Regions from separate parts of the Homo sapiens genome. Here regions 2 and 3 are each linked to region 1. A link is a contact called in ENCODE Hi-C or POLR2A ChIA-PET data. All regions are on one chromosome and are shown on one strand. The core of a region is the stretch at or near the end of the contact, and the rest is flanking DNA. Distances in the headings are between cores, read along the strand shown.

Region 1 (5,023 bases), core at 909-3,408:
GATGGGGTTTCACCATCTTGGCCAGGTGGTCTCAAACTCCTGACCTCAGGTGATCCGCCCACCTCAGGCTCCCAAAGTGCTGGGATTACAGGCGTGAGCCACCGTGCCCAGCCCCTCAATAACATTTTAAGAATGAAAGGGGTTCTGGGGCCAAAAAGTTTGAGAACCACTGGAATAAAGCTCTCTTAAGGCTTTCTTAACCTTAAATTGCATTTACATCCATTCTCTCCTCGCTGCCTATTCCGTGAAAGAAATTTTTCCTCCTCACCTCTGAGGCTCAAGATTCATCTTCTTTGATGTTTTCAAGGATCGCTTCCATCTGTCGGCTATTCCCGTCTTTCTTTCCAATTCCATTTTAATATTAATAAAACTTTGCTAATTATACGCACACATTCATACTCATAGAAACACCTTTCTCATTTAGCCATTCTCCTTGAAAGATTTATCTATACTTTGTGTATCCAACTTCTTACCTCCCATTCATTGTTTGTTTGTTTTGAATTGGAATCTTGCCCTGTTGCTCAGGCTGGAGGTCAATGGCACGATCTCAGCTCACTGTAACCTCATCCTCCGGGGTTCATGCAATTCTCCTGCCTCAGCCTCCTGAGTAGTTAGGATTACAGGCACCACCACCACGTCTGACTAATTTTTTTGTATTTTTAGTAAGGACAGGGTTTCTCCATGTTGGCCAGGCTGGTCTAGAACCCCTGACCTCAAGTGATCCACCTGCCTCAGCCTCCCAAAGTGCTGGGATTACAAGCACAAGCCACTGTGCTCGGCTTTCCCATTCACTCTTTAACTTACTACAATATGGCTTCTACCCCAACCATTTTACTGAAAATTGCTTTCACTAATGACCTCTGTGTTGCTAAATCCAATTTTAGGTCCTTACTTTTTGACCTCATGGTGATGCTTATGGTGCCTTAAAACAATCCTAAATGTTAGCTTCTGTGATATATACCACCTCTAGTTTTTCTCATTCCAGTGTGATCAATCATATTTCTGCCATTTTGTTGGTTTACATTTTAACATCTATGGTTGTTTCTTAGAATTCTGCCTTAGACTTTCATCTTTACTCTGTATATTTTCTGTTCCCTCTACAGACTTATTTACTCCCATGGGTTTGTTTGGTTTTAACTTTTGTTTTTGTTTATCTTTATGCTTTTGACTTCCAAATGTATATGAATAGCCTCATTTCTCTCTAGAGCTTCTAAACAATATATCAAACCATCTACTGGATAGATGGAATAGCCGAGTGGTTAAGAGTGAGGGCTCACAAGGCAGAGAAATTTTGATTTGAATTTTAGCCCCTTTGTTTTTTTAAGACACAGGATCTTGCTCTGTTGCCCAGGATGGCATGCAGTGGCGCCATCATACCTCACTGTAACCTGGAACTCCTGGGCTCAGGTGGTCCTCCCACCTCAGAGCTCTTCTATCTTTTGTGTGATTTTTAAATCTAAGATAATTTCTTTATTTATAAAATGGAGATGATCGTACCACAGACTTGTAATAAACATTACTTGTAATAAAGTACGTTAGCACAGTATCCAATATATAGTGCTCAGAAATGTTAGTTACCTCTGCTGTGTTAATAAAATGATTATTATTTTCTTTATGATTCATTTCCAATATTATTATTGGATCCCCACTATACCTAAATGCCCTTGTGTCTAAATTGAGTTTATCCTTATTCCCCTTCCAAAAAATCCCAAACCAATTTTTCTTACAGTTCTTCCCCTTTCAAATAATTGCACCACCACTAACCAGCTGCTTAAGCAAGAAATCTAGGCATCACCCTCAGCCCCTTTTCTGTCTCACCCTTCACATCTAGTTAGTCATCAAGGCCTGATCATTTCACCCCTTATATGTCTCCTGAATCAGTACATTTCTATGATCCTTGTTATAGCCACCATCCTTAGTTTTTCCACAACAGCCTATTTACTCCTTACCTGTAGTCTTCTGTGTTCTATAGCTAGTCTGGTGATGTCACTTTTCTGCTATTCACCTCTCAGACAAATTTCACTACCTCTTCAAATGTCTTAACAGGCTCTTCATGCTCTTACTTCTCATTACTTCTCTATCCCTGCCTCTGACACTAGGTCACAGTCTTACTCAGTGGTTTCAGTTCCTGAATAAGCCGTGTTTTCTCGTGACCCTTTACATGTGCAGTTTTATTTACGTGAATACTCTTCCCTCTCTTCAGAGAAAAAAGTGCCTCTAGTTCATCATTTAGTCTCTTGCTTAGAGAGTTTCTCTAAGGTTTTGCAGAAACCACCTCTGTACCTCTATCTGTTTAGTATCTTTTCTAGATGTTTAATGTATTTCCCCACATAGTACTTAACTATGCTGTATATAATTGTCTGTTGTTTGTATTCGTCATCATGAAGGGAAAAAAAATACTCAGGAAAGAAAAATATCAAAATGGCAATACCTCTGAGTGGTGGGATTATAAGTAATGATTTCTTTTCCTTTTTTGAATATTAATCTTTTCAAAATTATTTGTTATTTTTAAAAGAAAAATTTTATTTTAAAAACCTTTTAATTTTTAAATATAGTTAGTATCAAATTGGTTTAAGACAAAATATTCTTCATCCATGCAGTTTTTTGTTATTCAGAACATGTTGCTTACTTGAAAACTTGATTGAAACTTTTAATTTCTAACAAAATACAAATTTCCGGTAAAATTGAGATGGAAATTTTGTGTGCTAATAAGTGCTTTGTTCTGTATATTTCTATAATCATTGTTTCATTTAACATTTTAGGGAACATAATTTTATGATAAAACTTTTTTTTTCTAATTTAGGATATGTGAACTTTTGCAAAGCGGAGCCATAATGAATAAATTTTACCAGCCTCATGAAGCGCATATTCCCTACCTCCTACAGCTCTTCATTGACTACAATCTTTATGGCATGAATTTAATAAATCTGGCTGCTGTCAAGTTCCGAAAAGCAAGAAGGAAAAGTAAGGTTAATTTTCAGTCAAATTAAATTTTTGTCAAATTAAAGTTTTGAAACAAGTGTTATATAGTCAGTGATTTATAAAATAATATATATTTAGAAAATAAATGTTGAGTGACTAAAGAATGAAAAGAAATACATGCAAAGTGGGATTAGAGATTGTCAGGAAAAGCATCTCAGAAAAAATTTTTTTTGGTAACAGCTTTATTGAGTTATAATTTATATCCGTTTAAAGAGGACAGTTTGATGGTTTTTAGTATACAGGCTACCTAAAAGGTATTGTGGGTTTAGTTCTAGACCACTGCAAAAGTGAACCCTTTACACTGCTTAGCAATTGATATGTATTGTGATTCTTTTTTTTTTTTAACCTCAGACCTTAATGTTACTTTTTATATTTTAGGAATAGTATATGATACACAATTCTAGAAATCCCTGGAGTTGTTAGAGCCTTGTTACTTTAGTCCAGCACTTCCCTGATGGTGTGAATAGCTGTAGGTTAGTGGACGTGTTGGTCTCTCAGCATTCCAGACGGATTCCTAAGTCCCTTGAGCCATCACCTCCACCACTGAACATCCTTGTCCATTTTATCTCAGTGGGCTGTGCAAGCATTGTTATTTTTCTTTGTGTGACATGACCTGAAAAATATTGCAGGCAGAGCTTTCTCTGGGTGAATTTGCTATTTCTTTAAAGTTCTTTATTTATAGAGCCGTTGATATTATGAACAAAACAGAATAACATGGCTATTTGAATAAGTGATTTCCTCTCAAAACAAATTTATTTTTCCTTTTACATTTGTAGCTTTCTGAGGTGAAAAGTAGGAGATCCCAGATTTTTTACTGTTGGAATGGAAAGTTACAGACCAGAGCAGCCTAGAGCATCTTGAATGGTGAATCCTTTCTGGAAGGTTTTCAATATATTTTGCCCAGATCCATCAGTGGAATCACTGTCAGTGACAGCTATAGCCTTATGAAATGCACTTCTTAAATAATAAGACTTGAAAGTTGAAATTACTCTTTGACCCATGGGCTGCAGAACGGATGTTGTGTTAGCAGGCAGGGAACCAACATTAGTCGTCTTGTACATCTCCATCAGACCTGTTGGGTGACCAGGTGCATTGTTAGTGAGCAGAAATAGTTTGAAAGGAATCTTTTTTCTGAGCAGTAGTTCTCAAAAATGGGCTTAAAATATTCAGTCAACCATGCTGCAACTGTTATACTGTCATCCATGCTTTTTTGATCCACTTATAGAACACAGGCAGAGTAGATTTAGCATAATTCTTAAGGGCCCTAGGATTTTCAGAATGGCAAATGAGCATTGGCTTCAACTTCAAGTTACCAGCAGCATTAAATAACCCTACCAAGAGAGTCCTTTGAAGCTTTGAAATCAGGCATTGACTGCTCTCAGGTTGTTTTCATCTACATTGCAAATCTGTTATTTAGTGTATCCACCTTCATCAGTTATCTTAGCTAGGTCTTCCAGAGAACTTGCTGCAGCTTCTACATCAGCCCCTGCTGTTTCACCTATCTGCAGTAAGGCTATTTCACTTTCTCATCGTTTGTGTGTTCCATTGGAGTAGCACTGTTAATTTCCTTCAAGAACTTTTCCTTTGCATTCACTACTTGGCTAACTGGCACAAGAGACCTAGCTTTTGGCTTATTTTGGCTTCTGACATGCCTTCCTTGGTAAGCTTAATCATTTTTAGTTTTTGATTTAAAGTGAGAGACATGTGACTCTTCCTTTCATTTGAACATTTAGAGGCCATTGTAGGGTTACTAATTTGCCTAATTTCAATATCGTAGTGTCTCAGGGAATAGGAAGGTGCTAGGAAAGAAAGAAACGGGAATGGCCAGTCAGTGGAGCAGTTGGAACACACTCAAGTTTGCTGTCTTTTATGGGCACGGTTTATTGTGGTACCTGAAAACAATTAACAATAGTAACATCAGAGATCACTGTTCACAGGTTTGAAATATTGCAAGAGGAACCAAAATGTGACAGAGAGACACAAAATGAACACATGCTCTTGTAAAAATGGCACCAATAGATTTGCTCAATGCAGAGTTGCC
Region 2 (5,023 bases), core at 1,659-4,158, 57 kb before region 1:
TTTCTTAAAATCTTTTTGTCCTGTGTCAAAATTATTATTCCTATTTCCTTTCAGTTTGACTATTTCTGCGATATATTGTATAAATCGTTTTTCATCACTATTTTTAATCTTTTTATGTCAGTTCAGTTTTAAACCCATCTGAAGATTTTAAACAAAGTTTTTTTTTTTTTTTTTTTTTGGTTTTTGTTTTTGAGTCGGAATCTCGCTTTGTTGCCCAGGCTAGAGTGCTCGGGCGCGATCTCAGCTCACTGCAACCTCCGCCTCCCTGGTTCAAGCGATTCTCCTGCCTTAGCCTCCCGAGTAACTGAGATTACAGGCGCGTACCACCATGCCCAGCTAACTTTGAATTTTTAGAAGAGATGGGGTTTCACCATGTTGGTCTGGCTTGTCTCAAACTCCTGACCTCAAGTGATCCGCCTGCCTCAGCCTCCCAAAGTGCTGGGATTATAGGTGTGAGCCACTGCGCTCAGCCAACAAAATTTGCTATAATTGAGGTTTGATTTTGTTTTTCACTCTTGTAATTTTATATTTTTACAATAACTTGGCTGGGTGCTGTGGCTCATGCCTGTAATCACAGCACTTTGGGAGGCTGAGGCAGGTGGATCACCTGAGGTCAGAAGTTTGAGACCAGCCTAGCCAACATGGCAAAACCCCGTCTCTACTAAAAGTACAAAAATTAGCTGGGCGTGATGGTGCATGCCTGTAATCCTGGCTACTCAGGGGGCTGAGCCAGGAGAATCACTTGAACCCGGGAGGCAGAGGTTGCAGTGAGCTGAGATCGCACCATTGCACTCCAGCACAACAAGAGAGAAACTCCATCTCAAAAAAAAAAAAAAAACAAATAAAAATAACTTTATTTTACCCTTTCCTTTAGTGTGTGACTTTTGCAGCATAGACCGTTTTATGTGTTTTCCTTTTTTTTGAGATGGAGTCTTGCTCTGTCACCCAGGCTGGAGTGCAGTGGTGCGATCGTGGCTCACTGCAGCCTCCGTCTCCCAGGTTCAAGCAATTCTTCTGCCTCAGCCTCCCAAGTAGCTGGGACTATAGGCGCACGCTGCCATGTCCAGCTAGTTTTTTGTATTTTAGTAGAGATGGGGTTTCACCATGTTGCCCAGGCTGGTCTTGAACTCCTGAGCTCAGGAAGTCCACCTGTCTAGGCCTCCCAAAGTGCAAGGATTACAGGCGTGAGCAACCATGCCCGGCCCTGTTTTCCTTTTTGGAAAACATAGATAACAGAACTCATTTTTAAAAGTGTATGTACCAAAATGTAGTTTTTTAAATTGTTGTTTCTATTCATTTCTTTTTTCTTATCTCTTAAGAGTTCCATTTATATCTTAGACTGCATATAAGTCTGTCTTTTTATTTCTTCCTATATGTATGTTGTTGAGAACACACAGCATATACTTTTTACATTTTTTCTGTTTCTAAATATAAATTATCACAGATTCTTTTCTTTGGCATTTTTAAGAAGATGTTTTATCTATGCTGCTGAATGTTTGTTTAGGTCCCATTCCATACATACCTATCTATGAACAAGGGCTATTTTTCCAAGCCTAGTGTTTGCCAGTAGGTAGGGTATGGCAAGTTCACTTTAATCATATTTATTTTCTGCTTATAAAAAGATAGATTTGCCTTCCCTAGCATAAAGAACTAATGATCGTATACAACCCACTTAGATGAAAACATTCACTTAGTGTACCTCTACTGGATTGAGGTTTAAGGTTTTTTCCACTTTTCTCCTTGCACAGTTCGCTGGTATATGGGAACTAACATATTTATGGATAACCTGAAACAGTTTTTTTTTTTAAATTTTTGTTATTTATTTATTTATTTTACCAGAACATTGCATGCAAGCCTCCAGGTTGTAAAGGCCCTTAGGACTTTTAGTGATTTAATCAGTGATGGGAGCTAATTCATTTATTTAGATTTTGGATGCTTTTTAACATGCCAGGATGAAGACAGCTATGCTGCGTCAATTATGTTGATATTGGTTGTTTTTAGAGTAGATGAACAGAGGTATTACATGTCTTAGAAAATTTTTAGTAGGGGACTGGTTTCTGTTGGAGCAGACCGTGTCCCCAAGGTAGAGAAAAGAGTTACACAGTAAGTCCTTGCTTAATGTCCATGACAGGTTCTTGGAAATTGTGACTTTAAGTGAAATCACATATAATGAAACCGTTTTTTTCTCATTGTTATAATAAAATGAAGTTGAACAAAATGTCATTTGGAGATCTGCTACAAAGTTTTTCTTAAAGTTTAGGTTTCCAAGAACCTATCAACAAAGTTAAGTGAAAATTTACTGTATGTCTTAAATATTTTAGTGAAAAATTTAGAGAAGGATTATTCTGTATTTCATCAATTCTAAGAAGTATATTTTCCCTCCTTGTGCATCTCAGTAATTAGGATATGTCTTACAATCAGTAGTGCACCATATTTACTTAACAGCACTTTTCTTAGTACAAAAATTAATTATGTCATAATCACTAGCATCTTGGATTCAGTGAAATATATTAATAGTTGTTTAGCTTAGTGCCATTCTAAATTGAATCTCTTTATTTGTTGTAACATTAACCTTTCTTCTCTTCGGACAGTTTTGGCCTTGGCTTAACTTCCTAGCTTTGTTCACTTGGAAGCTTGATAAGGTAGAATATCAGTTGTATAACCGAGCACCATTGCTTATGGTAATAATGACTCATGATTACTGAATTGCATAAGGACCAGAGGAGGACTGTGAATGAATTGTAAATACTGGTACTTATACCGTTAACAGCTTTGGACTTCCCTGAGTGTGATAACTCTTGCAACTAAGCAAATCTGTTGCTGAAGCTCAGGAAGCTATGCCTATGAGACTGGAGATATTGGTTGCTATTTGGTACCTGTAAGCTAGAGTAGCTACTGCAAGGACCTTATGCTCTCATTCTCTTACACTTGATCTGCCACCTGAGAGGGCCAAAGATACTAGCCCCCGAATTGCAATGAGGACTCCTGCCTGACATGTTAAGTATAACCAGCCTGTTTGGGTTATGTGAGTCTCGGTGTCTAGTTAGGCCTAACGGGGTGTTGTACTTACATTCTGTGGCTTTATTTTGTTTTTAATATTTGCTGAGTGAATCTATATTTACTATTTATTCGTCATAAGAATTTTAAATTATAAATATGAGCACATCTCTACTAAGTAATGCCAAATTGTTTTCCAAAGTGATCATACCAATCTATACTCCCACCAGAAGTGTGAGTTTCTGATGTTCCACATCTTCACCAATATTTAGGATTGTCAGACTTAAGTTTTAAATTAGGAATTAATTTAAAACATCTCATTGTGGGTTTGTACATTTTTCATCACTAGTGAGAGATTGAGTTTTTCCATATGTTTATAGCCTACTCGTTCTATAAAATACTGAGAGATGTGTTGAAGTCTCCAACTTAATAGATTTGTCTATTTCTCTTTCCAGTTCTATCAGTTTTTTTTTCATGTATTTTGAAAGTTTGTTAGATCCATACATATTTAAGATCGGTGTGCCTTTCTGGCGGACAGCCTCTTTATCTCTGGTAATATTCCTTGTTCTGAAATCTTCTTTGCCTTGTATTAATATAACCACTTCAGCTTCCTTTTGATTAGTATTTACATGGTATATCATGTCAAAAACTGAAGTTTGCCATGAATTTCATACATATTAGCAATAGACATGAGATTTCCATCTCTCCATTGTATCACTTATTAATAAAGAGTAACTGGGGAGATGGTTGCAGACCAGATACTGAGAAGTAGGTTCAAAGGCAGCTACCTCAACAGAGACCCATGGAGAATTGTCTCCCAACATATTTTTTCTGTTTTTGTTTTTTGTTTTACTTTCACTTTCAACCTATCTGTATCTTTACACTTAATATGGGTTTCTTATAGTCAGCATATAGATGGGCTTACTTGTTTATCCAGTCTGATAATCTCTGTCTTTCATTTTGACATGTCTCTTTTATTTAGTGTGTTTAGATTGTTTATATTTATCAACATTGGTAATATGGTTGGATTAAAATCTACCACTATGGTATCTGGTTTATGTTAGTCTATCTGTTCTTTTTTTCTTTTGGATTACTTGGACTTTTTAAAAATTCCATTTCTCTCCGCGGTTTGCTTATTTATTTATACCTCTTTCTGAAATTTGTTTAGTGGTTGCCCTAGGGTTTGCCGTATATTTGTAATTAATCACAGTTTTCTTGATATAATAATACATAGCTTTATATGTAGTATTAGGACCTTATAGTTCTATACTCCCATTTCTCCTCTTCATCTTTTATGTTTTTGTTGTCATACACTTTACTTTTATATATATGCAATCAACATGCAATATATTACTACTCTAAGACTTTACAGTATATTGCTATAGATTTTATAGAACTGTTCATGTAGGTTATAATAAATTTATTTTTAAAAAGTCTTCAATAATTAGCCTTACCTTACTGTAACTTTTACTTTATTAACTTCTTAGTTTTTTAAACTTTTTTACTCTCTTACAATAACTTAGCTTAAAACAAATACATTGTACAGCTGTACAAAAGTATGTCCTCATTCTGTAAGCTTTTTTCTATTTAAAAATTTTTAATTTTTACTTTTAAAACTTTTGTTAAAAACTAAGACGCAAATACATTAGCCCTAGGCCCACAGAGAGTCAAGCTATAAATATCACTGTCTTCCACTTCCACATCTTGTCTGGAAGGTCTTCAGGGACAATTACACACATGGAACTGCCATCTCCTATGATAACAGTTCCTTCTTCTGTAATATCTCCTGAAGGACTTACCTGAGGCTGTTTTACAGTTAACTTTCCTTTTTATGTAAGTAGGAGTACATTCTAAAATAATGATAAAGTATATAATAAATACATAAGCTAGTAACTGTTACCATGATCAAGTATTATGTACTTAACATAATTGTATATGCTATACTTTTATACAACTGGCAGTGTAGGTTTCTTTACACCAGCTTCACCACAAACACGTGAGTAACTCATCGTACTACAATGTTAAT
Region 3 (5,023 bases), core at 1,617-4,116, 36 kb before region 1:
TTCTCTTTGCCAGTTGAGGAAAATATACCTTAAACATTAACCTGCTTTGTGAAATTTTTCTAATGACAAAAAGGACAAATTAGCAGATGACATTATAGCCCTGGCATTTTTTTCCTTTCAAATAAGTCTAATTTTATTGTACTGGAGTAGAGAAAGCCTACACCAAGCAACTAACCCGTTAGGCATTTTATCTTGGCTGTATCAAAAAGTTTTGTTTTGAGTGAAAGAAGTTTGTAGGAATTTTCAGAACGTAAAACCTAAAGGTTGATTATCATTTGATATATTATCAGTCGTTCTACTTTCCTTTTCTTCCTTTTCTGTGGAAATGGCCCCATCATATTCTTTCACCATTTTTCTTTTGGGTTGCTATCTTTCTTACTGATTTGTAGGAGTTCTTTATATATTCTGGATACTGATCATTTGTGGTTAAGTGTATTGGAAACATCTCTTTCAGGTCTTTGTCTTTTAATTTGTGGTATTTGTGGCCATTTTAATTTAAAGTCATAGCTTTTTCTTTTGTAGTTTAAGCCTTTTATGCTTGTTTTTAAAAATCTCCTTCTAGACAGAGACTTTAAAAATATTTTGTATATACTTGGATTTGAATCTATCTGGATTGATTTCTTGGGCAGTATGATTTTGGAAATCTAACCCTACCTTTTTTCCCAGCTTGATAACCACTTGGTCTAGCACTATGCAATGGGCAATCAGTTCCTTTTCTGCTGATCTATAGTTTTATGAACCTGTGTTTTTAACCAATACTTCCTAATCTGCCAGTAGATGTTTGAAGGCCTGTCTACATGTTACATTTCCATGTCAGTTACCATTGCTATACACACTTTGTTAATTCTCTGTTGTTTGCCCATATTTTATAGAGGGAATGGAACATGGACAATAATGGTACTCTGTTTTCTGTTTGGTTTGGAATATTTAAAATCAGTTCTCTTTGACCTCAGAGCTTTGGGAAATAGAATTAACTCCTTTTTATAAAACAATTAAGAATTTCTGGCCTACACCATTAAAGTCATGTATCAGACTAAAGGATAGCATCTTTTCTAAATTCCTTCATGAAATGAATAAATGAACAGCCTATGGCTGAATGTTAAGCTGTGTATGGACAGGTTAAGACCCTATGAGGCCAATTTTCAGTGAAAGGATAGCTACTGAAAACCATAAATTAAGCAACTACCAAAGTTTGCACACATCTGCAAAATATGAACATTTTGTCTATTCAGAGTATTGAGACCTTCTTGAATACACCAGGCATTCAGTAGAAATTCCAGAAAGGTCACATCTTATGAGTAGGGCTAATGTAGTCTTAGCGTAAAGGCTTTCCTGGACCTGCACTAACAAAATTTAAAAACGAGGCTCAAAACAATCAGATTGATCTGCAAGTAAATTAGTTGCCTGCTGGGACAAACCTTTCTTGAAAGGAAGACAATAAAATCCACATATAAGCAGGTATCTACAATGCCCACCATCTATTTAAAAATTACTAGATATGGCCGGGCGCGGTGGATCACAATGTCAGGAGTTTGAGACCAGCCTGGCCAATATGGTGAAACCTCGTCTCTACTAAAAATACAAAAATTAGCTGGGCGAGGTGGCGGCGCCTGTAGTCCCAGCTACTCGGAAGGCTGAGGCATGAGAATGGCTTGAACCCAGGAAGCGGAGGTTGCAGTGAGCCACTGCACTCCAGCCTGGGCAACAGAGAAAGACTCTGTCTGAGAAAAAAAAAAATTACTAGATATATAAAGAAGTAGGCAAATGTAATCTATAAAAAGGAGAAAGTCTTGTGAATAAAAACAGACCCAGAATGCAATATGTGATCAAATTCAAATAAAAGGACTTTAAGATAGGTATTTAAGTGTATTTAGTAATTTTAATGAAAACACAATAGAACAAAACTTATAATACAACATAGCCGCCTGAGCGACAAAGTGAAATCCTGTCCCAGAAACAAAAAACACCACCACCGATCCTAAACAGGACACACACACACACATACACACAGAGAGAGAGACACCATGGCACATCATAATTGAATTGTTGCAAATTAATAAAAATCTTTAAAGCAGCCAAGAAAAATCTCTCAAACCATATACAGGGAAATCATCATAAGAACAACTACTTAAAGAGATGTAGTTAATAAGACAACTGATAAGGCAGAATTGAATCTAAAATTTTTTCAGGCCAAAAGAGAGCAGGTTAGGGGAAAAAAATGAGCAATGAATAAGCAGGAAAAATAGAAAACAAAATGGCAAAACATAACCTCAAACCTTATTACTTAAATAATTGGATTAGTTTTACGTGGACTTATTATTCTAACTTAAAATGCAAAGCACTACCATATGCAGCTCATAAGAATCATACTTAATATATAGACAGTTTGAAAGTAAAACAGTGGAGAAATGTACTTTGCAAGGAAAAGTCACTAGGAACACTGGCGTATCTAAAGATCAGGCAAAGTAGACTTCATGGTAAGACATATTATCAGAATTAAAGAGGGATATTTCAAAATGATAAAAAGTTCAAGTTTTCAAAAAGACAAAAAGTTCAAAAAACTTGATGCAATACTGACATCAAGGGAGAACATAAGGGAGAACTAAAGAGAGAAAAAGATAAAGCCAGTGTTACAGTTGGAGACTTCAACACTCCTCTTTTCAGCATTTGGTGAAACAAGTGGGTAGAAAATCAGTAAGTATATGAAACACTTGAACAACACTGTCAACCAACTCAGTCTAATTGACATTTTTAGAACCCTACACCTACCTAATAATTTCAGAATACACATTGTTTACAAGGTCACATGTAACATTTGCCAAGGGAAACCACCAGCGCCGTAACCAACTCAGGGAAAGGGAAGTATCTAACTCCAGCCCCCTTTATTCTTCCTGTTTCACCTAAGTGGGGGGAAAAGCTGAAAATCACTTGTGACGGTCACACCCCCGGGACACAGGCCCACTTAAAGACTGAAACGTAATCATAGGACTATAGAACACTTTATCTTCTCCCCATACCCCACATCAACAGGTTCTTCCCCTCCCCTCATGTCAGCAGGCTCCTGTATAATAACAGAAGATTACAGCTGAAAGAACTGCAAGGCTTAGACTCACACTATGTAAAGAGTTTCTAGGGAAACCCAAAGACAGTATGAGACAAAAACAAGGACAGTAGAGAAAATATTAGCCTCTAACACCTATAACTACAGCAAATAGTAAACATGACAGTCTTAACTCCCAGCTAGATATGGCAGAGATTTTGGAATTGTCAGATTGATAATTTAAAATAATGATGAGTAACATGGTAAGGTCTGTAATAAAAAATGTAGACAATATACAAGAACAGATGAGTGGCTGGACGTGGTGGCTCGCACCTGTAATCTCAGCACTTTGGGAAGCGAGGTGGGAGAATCACTTGAGCCCAGGAGTTCAAGACCAGCCTGGGCAGCATAGTGAGACCTTGTCTCTATAAAAAATAAAATTAGCTGGGTGTGGTGGCATATGTGCTTGTAGTCCCAGCCATTTGGGAGGCTGAGGTGGGAGAATTGCCTGAGCCCATGAGGTCAAGGCTGCAGTGAGCCAAGATCACGCCACTGCACTCCAGCCTGAGTGACAGAGCGAGACCCTGTCTCAAAAACAACAATGACGACAACAACAACAGTAACAAAAAGAACAGATGGATAATAGAGGCATAGGGATTGGAATTGTAAGAAAAGGAAATGCTAGAAATAAAATCTATAACAGAAATGAAGAATACCTTTGATGGGCTTTTCAGAAGAACAAAATAAATATTTGAAGTAATAATGACTGAGAATTTTCCAAAATTAAACACCTACACATATCATATTCAAACTGCAGGAAACCAAAGATAAAGAGAAAATTTTGAAAGAAACCAGAGGCGAAAAAACCCACCTTACTTCTATGTGAAGAAAGCAAAAATTACATCGGACTTCTGTTCACAAACAATGCAAGCAAGAAGCGAGAGGAGTGAAGTGTTTTAAGTGTTGAAAGAAAAACACCAACCTCGAATTATTCTGTGTGCAGTGAAATTATCCTTCAAAATGAAAGAGAAATAAAAAACTTTCTCAGACAAATAAACATTGAGGGAATCTGTTGCCAGTAAGAAATGTTACTTGCCTTATAAGAAATGTTAGAAGTTCTCCAGAGAAAAGGAACATGATATAGGTGAGAAACTTGGATCTACATAAAGAAAGGAAGAGTATTAGAAAAGGAATAAGTAAAGGTAAAATCTTTTATTTTCTTGTTCTTAACTGATAGGTAACTGTTCAAAATAATAATAGCAGTAATGCATTCAGTTATAGCTTAGGGATAAGTGAAATTAATGGCAGCAATTTTATAAGGGACAGGAGGGCTGTCCCTTATAAGTAATTGCAGTTTTGGACCAGGAATTTTAAATCATTGTAACTAGGCTCAGACACATCTTTATTAATCAAAATAGGAACCATTATAATCAACACATTTTCGCCAAAAGATACGTTTGTTTATTTCTGTAGCATAAAAATCTTTGCTTTGGGACTCGGCGTGGTGGCTCACGCCTGTAATCCCAGCACTTTGGGAGGCCCAGGTGGGTGGATCACCTGAGGTTGGGAGTTTGAGACCAGCCTGACCAACATGGAGAAACCCCGTCTCTACTAAAAATACAAAATTAGCCGGGCATGGTGGCGCATGCCTGTAATCCCAGCTACTAGGAGGGAGGCCGAGGTAGGAAAATCACTTGAACCCCGGAGGCGGTGGTTGCAGTGAGCCAAGATTGTGCCATTGTACTCCAGCCTGGGCAACAAGAGCGAAACTCCTCCGTCTCAAAAAAAAAAAATCTGTGCTTCAGGATTCAGTGAACTCTTGGAAAGCATTTTCTGCATCCTATGGGTTGTGGAAGCATTTTCCTGGCAAAAAGTTGTCCAGATGCTGGAAGAAATCATAGTCCACTGGCAAGAGGTCAGGTGAATATGATGGCTGAAGCAAAATTGTATAGCCCAATTTCTTCAACTTTTGAAGCGCTGGTT

The links. A loop is a pair of places that touch in the nucleus more often than their neighbours do. ChIA-PET counts read pairs that join two places held with the same protein, here RNA polymerase II (POLR2A). Pooled maps may share reads with other maps.
Region 2: a map with no recorded cell type shows a loop between it and region 1 (2.1-fold over the local background). The contact joins two enhancer-like sites. A Hi-C loop is called at or near these places in 12 of 168 maps with a recorded cell type or tissue (GM11168, GM12878, IMR-90 and 8 more), 8 of 37 single-sample maps with no recorded cell type and 15 of 50 pooled maps. POLR2A ChIA-PET finds 5 or more read pairs at or near these places in 4 of 52 experiments (GM12878, MCF 10A, PC-9 and 1 more).
Region 3: a map of B cell shows a loop between it and region 1 (2.1-fold over the local background). The contact joins two enhancer-like sites. A Hi-C loop is called at or near these places in 2 of 168 maps with a recorded cell type or tissue (B cell and K562), 2 of 37 single-sample maps with no recorded cell type and 3 of 50 pooled maps. POLR2A ChIA-PET finds 5 or more read pairs at or near these places in 2 of 52 experiments (B cell and GM12878).

Annotation. Positions count from the first base shown.
Region 1 is chr6:111,403,411-111,408,433 of GRCh38, reverse strand. REV3L (REV3 like, DNA directed polymerase zeta catalytic subunit) reads left to right here. Exons shown (of 32, transcript NM_001372078.1): 4 at 2,804-2,964. Among named protein-coding and RNA genes, the nearest start is that of REV3L, 77 kb to the left of the region's middle. Within about 2 kb of position 2,158, at least 3 of the 41 ENCODE cell types and tissues checked have a DNase peak (open chromatin) inside an H3K27ac peak, as active enhancers do; they include B cell, where a contact is called at or near this core.
Region 2 is chr6:111,460,901-111,465,923 of GRCh38, reverse strand. All of the region lies in intron 1 of REV3L (REV3 like, DNA directed polymerase zeta catalytic subunit), which reads left to right. Among named protein-coding and RNA genes, the nearest start is that of REV3L, 20 kb to the left of the region's middle. Within about 2 kb of position 2,908, at least 3 of the 41 ENCODE cell types and tissues checked have a DNase peak (open chromatin) inside an H3K27ac peak, as active enhancers do.
Region 3 is chr6:111,439,879-111,444,901 of GRCh38, reverse strand. All of the region lies in intron 1 of REV3L (REV3 like, DNA directed polymerase zeta catalytic subunit), which reads left to right. Among named protein-coding and RNA genes, the nearest start is that of REV3L, 41 kb to the left of the region's middle. RefSeq lists an enhancer at 3,076-3,155. Within about 2 kb of position 2,866, at least 3 of the 41 ENCODE cell types and tissues checked have a DNase peak (open chromatin) inside an H3K27ac peak, as active enhancers do; they include B cell, where a contact is called at or near this core.